4 separate regions of the Homo sapiens genome follow, and all the other regions are linked to region 2. A link is a contact called in ENCODE Hi-C data. All regions are on one chromosome and are shown on one strand. Each heading gives the region's core, a stretch centred on a gene start or an enhancer-like site at or near the end of the contact. The rest is flanking DNA. Distances are from core to core; before and after follow the strand shown. Region 1 holds the start of ZNF32 (zinc finger protein 32). Region 2 holds the start of CSTF2T (cleavage stimulation factor subunit 2 tau variant). Region 3 holds the start of CSGALNACT2-DT (CSGALNACT2 divergent transcript). Region 4 overlaps CISD1 (CDGSH iron sulfur domain 1).

Region 1 (2,963 bases), core at 380-2,879, 8.1 Mb before region 2:
ACTTTTTTTTGTAGAGATCGGGTCTCATTATCCTGCCCAGGCTGGTCTCCAACTCTTGGCCTGAAGTGACCCTCCTGCCTCGGCCTCCCAAGACATGTAGGCATGAGCTACTACACCTGGCCCACATGATCTATTTTTTAAAAAAAATATTTCTTCTTACTTCAGGATCCTAATTACTGAATTCTTATACTTTTAAGAAATGCAGTGGTTCAATGCATACTCCTTGTTTCCCTCTAATTTGTCCTATCAAAATGCTGGCCTTCTGATTTAATGAAATAATAGTATGATGCTACCATTCTTTGTTTTGTCAACCTAAGCACCTGGTTCTTCTTGACAACTGCACATTCTGCTACATGCTGTGATGACCAGGAGAATCATTTAAATTTTTATTTGGAGGACTCACTTCCAACTTGGAACACAAGCTGCAAAGGAATTCCCTACCAGCATGCCAGCACATCATTTGGAAGTTCAAGGTATTCTTGCTCAACAGCTGCACACACATTAAAAGTCCCTGGGGTACATGGCGCCTGCTGCCTGGGGTTGGACTCTGTCGCCGGGGATTCCAGAAATTAGAGTAGAATTCACAGCTCTGCCTCTCCACCTGCTGTGAGGTCTTCAAGTTACAACTCCGCCGCCTATCAGGGACCTCCGTGATTAGTAAGGGAGAAATTGTCATATTTTTCTCCCTAGATCACAGGTCTGAGGAAGCAGTTTCCCCAAGATTTTGTAAAAGTGGCTTTATAATTAAAAACATTGATTTTCCTATTAGAAAGGCTACTATATCCTTTGGAAAAAGCTTAGAAGTAGTCCGTGAGTCTTGGCTTCTTGCCGTGGCTCCCCCAGGATATGATCTTGGGCGAGTAACCCAGCAGCCCTGACTCTGCTTCCCCACTTATTAAACAGGTTACTAACACTGTCCTATCAGGTAGGACAATGAGAAGGAAAGAACCAAACAAGAGGAGTATCAGACGAGACCACCAGACTTAAGATCTAAAATCCGGCGTCCTCTGGAGGGCGGATGAGAAGAGGGGTACACTTGGCGGTCTGGAAAATGTCCTGGGGCCAGTTTCAGGTTTAGGAGCTTGTGGGTAGCGTGGTTTCCCACACGCTGCCTGGCTTCCTACTCTCCCCCGCAGGGGCTGCCTCTCCTCCCACCCCGGAAGGCCGGCACCGGCTTCCCGCACTCGCTGAAGCCCGCACGGAGGCCGGGTGAGCCTGCCGCGGCCTCCCCCTCCCACGCCCCGACGCCATGGGCCCTGCTCCTCTCCGCAGACGCTGCCCTCCCGCCTCAGGCCCCGGGCCCCGGGCACCGGGCCCGCCCTGCGTCCTGAACCTCGGCATCCCGCTCTCCGGTCCACGGGACCCTGCTCTGCGGACCGCCGACCTCTCCGCTCGCGGCTGGCCTCCCTCGGGGCCCGGGCCGGCCAGGCCTGCTCATTTCCTTGGCGGCCGCTGGCATAAGGCGGCCACACGGAGGGCCCGGGACAGCGGTCTGATGGCGCAGCCCCGCCTTGCCCCGGCGCTCTGACCCGGCCAGCGGCCTCACTCACCGCAGCGGCGCGTGCCCGCAGACAAAGGCCGGCGCCGAGCCCGCAGCAGCGCCAGCGCCGGCGCCGGCGGAATGGACTACAACTCCCAGGAGTCTCCCCGCGAGCCCGCCCGCCGGGCCGTGGGTCTCGGCGGCCCCGGCTTCCCAAGAGCTCTGTGGGAAATGTAGTTCTCTGGCGCGCCCTGCGCTCGGGCCCCGCAGGTCCCTAGGGCGCGGGGACCTCAAGCCGTCCCGTTTGGACTGGTAATCCGGAGACTCACAGCGGTGACCTGTCAGCGGACGCGGAGCCGGGACGGAGCCACGGCCGCTCAGATTAGCAGGATCTGATTGACAGCATCGGGGTAGCAGACGCTGAGCCAGGGACTCAGGAATACAGGGTTCTTGCAGGGCGTCGCGGAAGGAAACGAAGTTTTTGGGAGAAATCCGTTTGATAAAGCCTTGGCGGCTTCGAGGTCATGTGTTGAGCCTCTGGCTGCATGAACAAAAGCGAAGCCCGCTTTCATGGAGCTTCTGTGAAGAGCAACAGGAACACAGGCAGTCCAGTCGTCCTGAGATACTGGGAGGAGCATGGTTGCTTTTGAACACGTAGGAGATAAAGCCTCTCTAATAATGCCTGTTTTTTTTTTTCCTTCACTCTGTCTCCCAGGCTTGAGTGCAGTGGCACGGTGTCGCCTCACTGCAACCTCCGCCTTCTGGGCTCAAGTGATTCTCCTGCCCCAGCCTCCCAAGTAGCTGGGACTACAGGTCTGTGCCACCATGCCTGGCTAATTTTTTTGTATTTTTAGTAGAGATGAAGGTTTTACCATGTTGGCCAGGCTGTCTGATATGCCTTAAGCCTCTTTTAAACGCACTTTTCCAGGATCGGGGCCACATCCTGGAGCTGTTCTGCCTGGCCGGGTGTATCTCTGGGTCCCTGCCTCTGGAGCCCCTCTCCGTAGATGTGTCTGTCCATCCTCTTTCGTGAAGGACTAATAAAGAATGCTTCCTCTTGCTATGTTCTTGTTCTCTACCCCAAAGCCACAGATTTGTTAAATCAAACAACTTAATTTCACTCAATATGCAAAGGTGTCTGTAAGTAATAAGTTGATTCCTAAATGTTAGCTTTTACTATTGCACATCATTTCTGAATTTCATTCAACATTTATCCGTTGAATCCATTTTAAGTGCTGACACTGGGGATACGAATGTGAGCAAGACACACTCCGTGCTCCTAGGGAGGAGCTGACAGTCTGGTGGAGCAAACAAACACCACCTTCCTCACATGGGGGTCGGGGTGTTGCACAGCTAAGTCCCAGAGTGTGTGGTGCAAACTGTCCTGAAGCTCCCCATTCCTGAACTGCCCCAGGTGGCTCCTCTCCTCACTCCTCCCAAGTCTGAGAAAGGGGTGGAGGGCGGCACACAGCAAAGGCCAAGG
Region 2 (3,013 bases), core at 86-2,585:
TGTCTCTAAGACCTCAGTTTCCATGGCACGAGTCTCCATCGCTCGAGAATCTCTACCACCTCTACCATCCATAGGTAGACCCCTTTGATCTATCATGGGGCCTCTGGGCTCTCCAATTAGCAGTCTGGGATCTCCTAATGGCCCTCCCCTCATCTCATGTGAGGAAGGGCCACGAGTGTCATGACCAGAGGCATGATGCATGGGGGGACCCTGATGGGGTGGACCCAGATAACCTCTGGGCTCCACTTCTCCAGTGACTGAAAGCAAAGTCCCTCCACGTGGGTCATTTGGAGCATCTCCTAACAGTCCTCGAGGAGGCAGACCACCAGGAGTCACGGGTCCGCGAGGTATAGGAGCTCTAGGATCTGACATCTGCACTTGTCCCCGCTCTAAAGGCACTGGGCCAACCCCTGGCATTCCAAGTTGGGGCTGCATTGCTCCTCCAGGAGTTAAGGAACCAGGACCAGCTCCGGGAACTGCAGCTGGTATTGGCCCTGGAGCTGGAATTCCACCCTGGATAGGAGTCTGCATCAGAGGAGGAATGTCCTTCACAGGTCTTCTAGCCAAATGCTGAGGCTGAGGAGCTGGAGGATTCTGCTGGTTCAGCAGAACATTAGGTCCTGGGCAGAGCCCAGGGCCAGGGCCAGGGCCAGGGCCAGAGACAGACACAGACTGAGATTTGCCTGGGATCAGTGGTGTGACATGTATCTTCCGATGCAGAATTTTCAGAGCAATCTCTGGATCCATGATTCTCATCACTACTTGTGCCTGCAACAGTGCATAAGCCAGTTGTGGATTTTGAAGTAACATGTTTCGAGCTTCCTGGTGGCTGTTTTGGACACAGAGCTTCATCTGCTTCATCAGCTCAAACATCTGCTCCGGGGGGAGACTGGCTACTGCTCTGGTAATCGATTCAGGGGCATCTTCTGGATCGATGGGATCCCCATAGGGTGAGTCAATAATGGGCGCTGCAGGCCCAAGGCTCTTTAACTCCTCCTTATTCTTTTCACTGGCAGCATTGTCCACCCGAAGCGCTCTCCCACTGAACTCCCGCCCATTGAGGTTCCGCATGGCACTAAGCGCGGTCTCCTGGTCTTGGTATTCGCAGAAGCCATAGCCCTTGGGTTTTCCCGTCTCTCTATCGTATACCAGCCGGAAACTGACAACAGAACCAACCTCCGAGAAAATGTCCTTTAACTGCTCCTCAGTTGCCTCATATGGAATGTTCCCCACGAACACGGAACGCAGTGATCGATCCATTGCCGGGTCTCTCACCGCCAAACTCGACATGATTCCGGTTGTGCAGACAGCCGATAGCGGATTCTTCGAGGCGTCTGTCCTCTTGCGACCGACACTTCCGCTGAGCAACGGAAGCGGCTTTCAAGATCCGGGCAGAAACTTTACTAATTCGCTTGAATCGTTCCGCTTGCCTGTGGAACCTGCATCCCACTAACAACTTATCTAATGCTTTCAGTCCCTGATCCTTCATGGTTCTGTCAGCTTCTTATTACAGAGTCGCATGATTCCTTTCCCATTTCACGTTCCGCTGACTTTCTGTGGGGCCCCAACAGCCCCACTACGACACGCTTGGTACGAGATGACCACAGTAAAGATGGCCGCATAGACTTCACCGTAGTAACTGGGAGGGGACTCTTCCCTTGACGTCAAAGGCGGTTTTGCTTCCGTTCCGCTGGCGGGAAACCGCCAACCGAAAGCGGATTTAAGGCGGCGTGTTTTTCGTTCTGACAAAGTATTTTCATGTGGCCTTTTATTATAGTATAGTTAAGCTAGATTTAAAATCACATTCCAGACTGAGGGAAAAGCGTAGTCGTTTCAGCACATTTGAGATTTGCCCCTTAAACTAAAACAGTATTATATCTCCTTTTTAGAACAACGTTTTTGGAAATTAACTGACAAGAAATATAAACTGAAGCGTGTGCCGGCTGGGCCCTGCCCCCATTCTGTTGCTTCCTATAACCGCTGTTAATGGATGGGTGGCAGACCCTTCTAGGTTTTTCCTGAGCACACGGGCAGCCGTCGTGCTATTCCTAATATTACGGTTTTCTTCCTTAATAACAACCGATTTCAATATTAATTGGTGATTAAATAAATTAGTGATTAATTAGTTATTAGTATTTTATGGCTTCAGAGTATGGAATAAAGAAATTTACTTAACTATCCCTACGTTGATTGGTTCTGATTTTTATTATATCATGCAGTGAGTCCACCACTTCCATGAAGGGAGAAACAAATAGCGGGTGTTTGTCTTCTGCTGTTAGCTTTGCAGGTAGGAGTTAAAACATATTCAGTGTGGTGTTTCCCCGCCTGCAATTCGAAGCTAGAACTGAAGCTTGGAGAGGGCTAGGTAAATTCCCAAGGACAAGCAGCTGGAAAGAGGCCAAGTCAGGATTCTAACCCAGCTTGGTCTCGCATAGCTCCAATTCTACACTGCCTTACGTGTATTGAATATATGAAATGAAGCTAGTGTGATTGAAGAAATGAATTTTAAATCTCATTTTTTATTTAAATATAAAAACTAATGTTCAGTAAGCTATTGGAAAACTTTTTTAGTATTTAGAACAACTTGGATATAGAATCTACTTTTGCAATAATAAATTGTGTTCTAAATAAAAATCATTTTGAAGAACACTAAGACAAAAAATAAAAACAAATAAAAAGAAAGTATTTCCAGTCAAAATTTAACATACTGGTTGAGGTGTGCCATACATGTAACATACATGAAAGATTTTAATGATCAAATACAAAAAAAGTAAAAATAGCCCATCAATTTTATATTTTTTATAAGTCGAAATGTAATATTTTTATATATTTGAGTAAAAAATTATTTTGAAGTTAATGTTATTCATTTCATTTTACTTTTTTAAATGTGGCTATTAGAAAATTTAAAATTATATGGATAGATTGCATTATACTTCTGTGGACTGGACTGCTCCAAGCCTGTGCTTTAATTCCAAAACAGAGAATTATTTTATTCTGAAATATGCCTCTTAAG
Region 3 (3,069 bases), core at 9-2,508, 8.6 Mb before region 2:
ACAACAATTCTTGCCAGGCGGGGTGACTCACGCCTGTAATGCCAGCACTTTGGGAGGCCGAAGCTGGAAGATCGCTTGAGCCCAGGAGTTCAAGGCCAGCCTAGGCAACAGAGGGAGGCCCCATCTCTACCAAAAAAAATATTAACAATTAGCCGGGCATGGTGGCATGCACCTGTGGTCCCAGCTACTCGGGAGGCTGAGGCGAGAGGATCGCTGGAGTCGGAGGTGGGGAGGCTGCAGTGAACCGTGATCGCTCCACTGCACTCCAGCCTGGGCGACAGAGCGGGACCCTGTCTCAAAAAATAGATGAATAAATAAATAAAAACAATTATAATGGAAGTTTGGATAGGAATTTAAAACATGTGGCAACTAACCCTGACCCTGCGGCTTCAGTCTCCCCGCCGCTAGCTGAGGGCCGTGGCCGCTGCACAGAGGCTTGTGAGGATTCGGGGGTTCAGGCAGCGCCCGCCGCGCATCTGCCAGACGTGCGGCCACAGGGTAGGAGCAGTAAGAAGGATCCAGGGAAAAAAGTCCACGAATGAGAAAGGAAACCCAGCGTTTGTAGGGCTAGGAGAACAAAGAAAGAAAATGCTGGCGGCGGAGGGCGAGGCTCTGCGGTGCGTGGCAGATGGGAATTTGCTCGGTGGCGGCTCCTCTTTCTGGAGAGCTTCCCAGCGTCCCCTCCCCCGCCAGCCCGCGGTGACGCGCCCGGCACCCACCACAGCCGGCTCTCGGCGCCGTCGCGCCTTCGCTCGCCCGCTTAGGCCGTGCTCGCGGTGGCGTGGGAGACAGAGAGCCCAGGGAGGACCCTGGAACATGCAGTGGTATGGAAGACGCCTAAGAAAGGGCTTCTCTTTCCACTCACGAAAATCAGTGTGTGAGCTCGAAGCCATTTCCCAGCGTGTCCGCCTCAACTCCCTCATTCAACAGATGAGGAATTCCTCCAGGGAAATGCAGTGATGCGCTCACGGCTGCCGGCGGCCCAGCGCCAAGGGGCGCTCCACAGCCCCGCGGCCCGAAGCCCTCGACTCGGCTGCCACGCAGGCCCCGCGGCCCCGCTCGGACTCCCAGGATCGGCTTCCGAGCGGGACAGCGCTGCAGTCCACGAGTCCGGGCAGGGGCGCCTCCAGGCCGGAGCGGTTTCCTGCCTCGGGCACTCTGCTGTCTCCACAAACGGTTTTTGGAGGCACACACACGGATACTTTAAACACGTCGGTGATGAATCGGTACCCAGCTGCCAGTGGCGGAGCTTCCTGGGCGGGGCCGCGGGCGCGCGGCGGCTTCATTTCCTCGCGCGCGCCGGAAGTGGCCTCTCAGGCGCGGCGGCGCGCCCGGGGGTGGGTGGCTGAGGCGGCGGCGGGCCCAAGGCGTGAGGCGCCGCCCGGGTGTCCCCGCGGCGCAGGAGGCGGTGGAGCGCAGAGCGGGCGAGCGCGGTGAGTACCTGGCCCGGCCTCGCCCGCCGGTCCGCGACTCCCGCCGGCTCCGGCCCGGGCGGTGCGGGCGCCGGGGCTGCGGGCTCCTGTGTGGTCGGGTGGGGTCGCCTAGCGGACCGGTCCTGCGGGGGGCCCTGTCTCTCAGGGATGAGCCTGCCGGAGTCGGCACCGGTTTTAGGGAAAGCGCGGCCAGAGACGATTGGTTCGCTTGTCAGTGTTGGGTTTTGTTTTGTTTCGTTTTGTTTTTACCTATTCATCACCATCTCTGCTCCTCTCAGTGGATAAACTTTTTAATCAGTGGTGACCTCGTCATCGCGTTAAAATAGTTCTGCCCTCAGCCCCTCTTTATCTGTAGATGGCAGAGCGAGCGCCGGTAAAGATGCTCTGTCGTGGAGGGCTCAGTGGGGCGGAGGAGATGGGGAGCCTCTGGCGTTGTCGGAGAATGCACCTTAAAAATGACTCTACCCTTGAGCAACGCAGGAAGCACGACAGTGATACTTCTGTTTGTGATGATGGTATTGGCGGTATGATAGTTTGATTATACATCTGAAGCTTCTCTTCCTGAGTCCTTGGCTTGTTAAACTTGGAGGTATTTTCTAGCGTGCTTTTGAGATAGATATGGGATGTCGTGACGTTTCACCGTCATTCAAGGCTCGCGGGAGCAGGGCCTTCATGTCTGGTAATTAATGTTGTTTTTTGAATGTTGTATTAAAATAGTAGCTTCGATCTTGGAAGTAAGAAGCCAAGTATTTTAGGACTGAGTGTTAGCGTTCATTTTGTATTATTGTTCTTGTACCATTTGTTTAAAGTTGTCATGTAACTAAAAGAATGAAAAAAGATGGATTTCCAGTATTTGTGGCTCAGAGGATTTTGGCCTAAATAAACACAGTTCCAACCAGTTTAGAAGCTGCATTTTTCTCTTTGTTTTTGTCGAGGCATAAAATACATATGAAATCAATAAGAGCACGAATCTTAATTGTACAGCTCAATGAATTTTTACATACTTATTACCCTGTGGAACCACCAGATATATCAAATTATAACCATAGAACATTTCCATCATCCTATTTTCCTGTGCTTCTTCCAAGTCAGTTATATCCTTGTTTTCCCATCTGTATTCTAACTTCTCTTATCTGCTTTTAGTTTTCTCTGTTTTGAGCTTCATGTTAATGGAATCACGTAGTATTCTCAGCATATTGTTTGTGGGACACACCCATGCTATTTCATGGTATTGTATTATTACTGTGTAATAGTCTATTGAATAATATGTGACTACTCTTCAGTTGATGGACATTTATGTTCCCAATTTTTGTATATGATGTGTTTTGGATATTAAGAATACTGTGGGCCTGGCGTGGTGGCTCAGGCCTTTTATCCCAGCGCTTGGGGAGGCCGAGGCAGGTGGATCACTTGGTCAGGAGTTCGAGACCAGCCTGGCAAACATGGTGAAACCGCATCTCTACTAAAAATACAAAAATTAGCCAGGCGTGGTGGCGGGCGCCTGTAAGCCCAGCTACTTGGGAGGCTGAGGCGGGAGGTGGAGGTTGCAGTGAGCCGAGATCGTGCCACTGCACTCCAGCCTGGACGACAGAGCCTGACTCGGTCTCAAAAAGAAAAGAAAAAAAAAAGAGTACTG
Region 4 (3,218 bases), core at 313-2,812, 6.6 Mb after region 2:
ATTATTCTTTCATTTTACAATTTAGAGTTTCCAGATGGTTAGGCCAGGGACTGCCATTTCCTGTAGGTGGACTGAGAGAGGACTAAGAGAGGGAATGAGACCAGTCATTTTATTTCCAGTTTTCTCATGCCTTTTTTTCCCCCTCTGGCTTATCTTTTATGCTGTTTAGTGATCCTCTTTGTGTCTTGAATTTGTCAGTTCTGAATTTTCATTGCATCTTGGGCACTTATTCCTGCATTAATCAATTAACAGTTTGCTTTGAATATTACCCAAGTTAACAAATGTTGTTATTCTTCAGAGACTTTTGGAAACTCCCCACATTCCTGTGGTTCTAAGGTTATCACACAGGTGCCAAGTCACACACTTAAACGCCAGTTCACAAAGACTAATTAATACCTTTGATTAAGTGGCTACATTGAGTTTATAGTCAGTAATTTTTCCCTCATACAAACCAGTTGTATTTATAACAAAATTTAAACATCATTTTACCAATGGAAAAAATGTTATATGCGATACAAATTTCAAATCTAATTCATTCTTAAGGTGCAGTCACTAGTAACCTGTTGTGTGTCTGTAACATCTTGAGCAGGTTTCCCAACCCTAATGAATCAGATTTCTTAGTAATGTGCAGAAATTACATTTTTTAAAAACATATCCCTCCCTTTTGTCCAGTGCTTCTCTTGCCAGCATTGGTATGTCATCTGATGTTTCAGAAATTGGCTTGGCTTTTTTTTTTTTTCTTTTTCTTGAGAGAGTCTCACTCTGTCACCCAGGCTGGAGTACAGTGTCGTGATCTCAGCTCACTACAACCTCCACCTTCTGGGTTCAAGCAATTCTCGTGTTTCAGCCTCCTGAGTAGCCGTGATTACAGGCATGCACAACCATGCCTGGCTAATTTTTGTATTCTTAGTAGAGACAGGGTTTCACCATGTTGGCCAGGCTGATCTTGAACTCCTGACCTCAAGTGATCCACCCGCCTTGGCCTCCCAGAGTGCTGGGATTGCAGGTGTCATCCACTGTGTCCGGCCCAGAAATTGGTTTATTTTATAGTACAGGCTTCCCTCGGTGTCCATGGATTGGTTCCAGGACCTCCCATGGATACCAAAATCTGAGAATGCTCAAGCCCCTGATTTAAAATGACAGTATTTGCCTATAAGCTATGCACATAATCCTGTATACTTTAAATTATTACGTCATCTCTTGATTGCAAATAATACCTAATACAGTGTGAATGCTATGTAAATAGTTGTTATACTGTATTGTTTAGAGAATAATGACAAGGAAAAAAGTGTACATGCTCAGTACCCATACAATTATTTTAGCGAGTATTTTCTATCAGCAGTTGGTTGCATCCATGGATGTGGAACCCACAGATACAGATGGGGCCAATTGTATTTCACAAAAGGGCTATCCATATTTGAAGTGAGAATGAAAGGAGCCAGTATAGAGGAAATGATTAAAGTGACTACAGGGAAAGATACTATTTGAGTCAGCGGTATCTTGACAAAGGGTGGAAGGAAATGAGAGTAACAGCACAGATGTGAAACTCAGCCTTAAAAAGGAAGAGATAGTCTTACTTTCGAAACAAGAAGATGAAAGGACTCTGATGTAAGAGGGAAGGGTATGGGATGTAGTATTGCTAGGTTCCTTTCCCTGCAACTTCAGGTTGGTTACATCACTTGCTGAGTTGTATGACGGCCACCTAGGAGGCAGTTCAAACAAGGACAGCAAAAGAATACAGACTAAGAAGAAAGAGAGGAAAGTCTTACCAGTTAACATCAGGAGCTGAACTGAAATTGAAATGAAATGCAACTGGACATGTTTAGACTCATTTTCTTTCATTTACAGGGTAAGATTTGAGTTAATGATACTTTTGTTTTGTCGTTGGTAGTAGGCTTGATCCTGGGTGTTTTTTTTTGGCGGGAGGGTGTTGGGGGAAAAAGAGAAATCCTCCATCCTGTTAATGGCTTAGAAGTGCATTTTACTGAGTCTTTCTTCATAAAAACGATATTCTGAATGTTGGTGACATTCCTTGGCCAATCCACATAAAGACAGTCTTATAAAAATCTTAATTTATCTTTGTACATTTTCATATTATAGCTACTGTCTTAGGTTTATTGAAATAGGTACATAAGAATGGTATAAAATGTCATAATCTCTAGGTTAGTCTCAAAAATCTCATTACTTCGTTTTCGTTCTCAACCAAAGCAAGCATATTTTTCTGGACAGTTTATGGTAATGAGCCAAAATGGTGCCAGGCAACTTCCTTGGGACAGAAAATCAAAACTCTAATACAAAGTACGAAGTTCAGAGAAGGAAGATAGTCTTTAAAAGAAAATTGTTTCAGGTGGAAGAGATAAGTCAAAGAGGAGCATTTATTAAAACAGAGGCATAACTTGAGATGTGGGGCCATTAAAAAGAAATGTTGTGTTTTTATGAAGATCCATATAGCATTGCTAGCTTTCCAGGTGGAGAGCAAGGACCTCCACTGTTTTTTCTACTAAAGCTTTATTCCAACTTCTTCTAACCCTTTCTTCCCCCACTTTTAAAGATATTTGGGATTTGTAGTGTTCAAATTGGGTTAACAAACATAAAAGGATGTTTTCTGGACATAAAGGAAATTTGATTTACAGACTTTTTCCAGGATTTGTTAATAAACAAACGCTGACATCTTAGAATAAATTAAGTATCAATACTACACGAACTGAATTTAATATTCTTTGTGTTTTTTTCATAATTTAAAACAATTTAACAAATTTCAAAATGTTTAATGAAAAAGTTAATAAAATTCTCATATTTTTGTACATTATTTAATGTAAAAATTACTGTACTTCCTACATTGTATTTGAAAGTATATAATGCCAGACACAGTCGCTTAGGCCTGTAATTCCAACACTTTGAGAATGTAACAGCCAATGTAGTGAAACCTTGTCTCCACAAAAAAATGCAGAAATTAGTTGAGTGTGATGGCATGCACCTATAGTCCTAGCTACTCAGGAGGCTGAGATGGAAGGATCCCTTGAGCCTGGGAGATTGAGGCTTCAGTAAGCTGCGATTGCACCACTGTGCAATCTAATTTAATCTCTTAAAAAAAAAAAAAACTGTATACCCACCACATATTATCTTTCTCCTGCATAGATCAGAAATAAAGCAAGACACATAAGGCAGTAATTCCTAGGGTTAAGTGATATAAAAAGTACTATTAAAAAATACGTCTC

The links. Hi-C counts contacts between places; a loop is a spot of excess contacts on that map. Pooled maps may share reads with other maps.
Region 1: a loop to region 2 is called in a pooled map, with 13 times the contacts of the local background. The contact joins the promoter of ZNF32 here to the promoter of CSTF2T in region 2. A Hi-C loop is called at or near these places in 4 of 50 pooled maps.
Region 3: a loop to region 2 is called in a pooled map, with 20 times the contacts of the local background. The contact joins the promoter of CSGALNACT2-DT here to the promoter of CSTF2T in region 2. A Hi-C loop is called at or near these places in 4 of 50 pooled maps.
Region 4: a pooled map shows a loop between it and region 2 (11-fold over the local background). The contact joins the enhancer-like site here to the promoter of CSTF2T in region 2. A Hi-C loop is called at or near these places in 2 of 50 pooled maps.

Annotation. Positions count from the first base shown.
Region 1 is chr10:43,647,252-43,650,214 of GRCh38, forward strand. It overlaps ZNF32 (zinc finger protein 32), which reads right to left and starts at 1,630. Exons shown (of 3, transcript NM_006973.3): 1 at 1,551-1,630. All of the region lies in intron 1 of ZNF32-AS3 (ZNF32 antisense RNA 3), which reads left to right. ZNF32-AS2 (ZNF32 antisense RNA 2) reads left to right here. Exons shown (of 3, transcript NR_047558.1): 3 at 318-768. RefSeq lists a silencer at 1,136-1,655.
Region 2 is chr10:51,698,260-51,701,272 of GRCh38, forward strand. It overlaps CSTF2T (cleavage stimulation factor subunit 2 tau variant), which reads right to left and starts at 1,336. Exons shown (of 1, transcript NM_015235.3): 1 at 1-1,336. The coding sequence starts at 1,290. All of the region lies in intron 3 of PRKG1 (protein kinase cGMP-dependent 1), which reads left to right. RefSeq lists enhancers at 1,024-1,603, 1,728-2,416 and a silencer at 2,170-2,464.
Region 3 is chr10:43,137,135-43,140,203 of GRCh38, forward strand. It overlaps CSGALNACT2-DT (CSGALNACT2 divergent transcript), which reads right to left and starts at 1,259. Exons shown (of 1, transcript NR_186456.1): 1 at 1-1,259. It overlaps CSGALNACT2 (chondroitin sulfate N-acetylgalactosaminyltransferase 2), which reads left to right and starts at 1,311. Exons shown (of 8, transcript NM_018590.5): 1 at 1,311-1,433. RefSeq lists silencers at 608-807, 938-997, 1,168-1,667, 1,778-1,847.
Region 4 is chr10:58,281,234-58,284,451 of GRCh38, forward strand. All of the region lies in intron 2 of CISD1 (CDGSH iron sulfur domain 1), which reads left to right. Among named protein-coding and RNA genes, the nearest start is that of CISD1, 14 kb to the left of the region's middle. Within about 2 kb of position 1,563, at least 6 of the 41 ENCODE cell types and tissues checked have a DNase peak (open chromatin) inside an H3K27ac peak, as active enhancers do.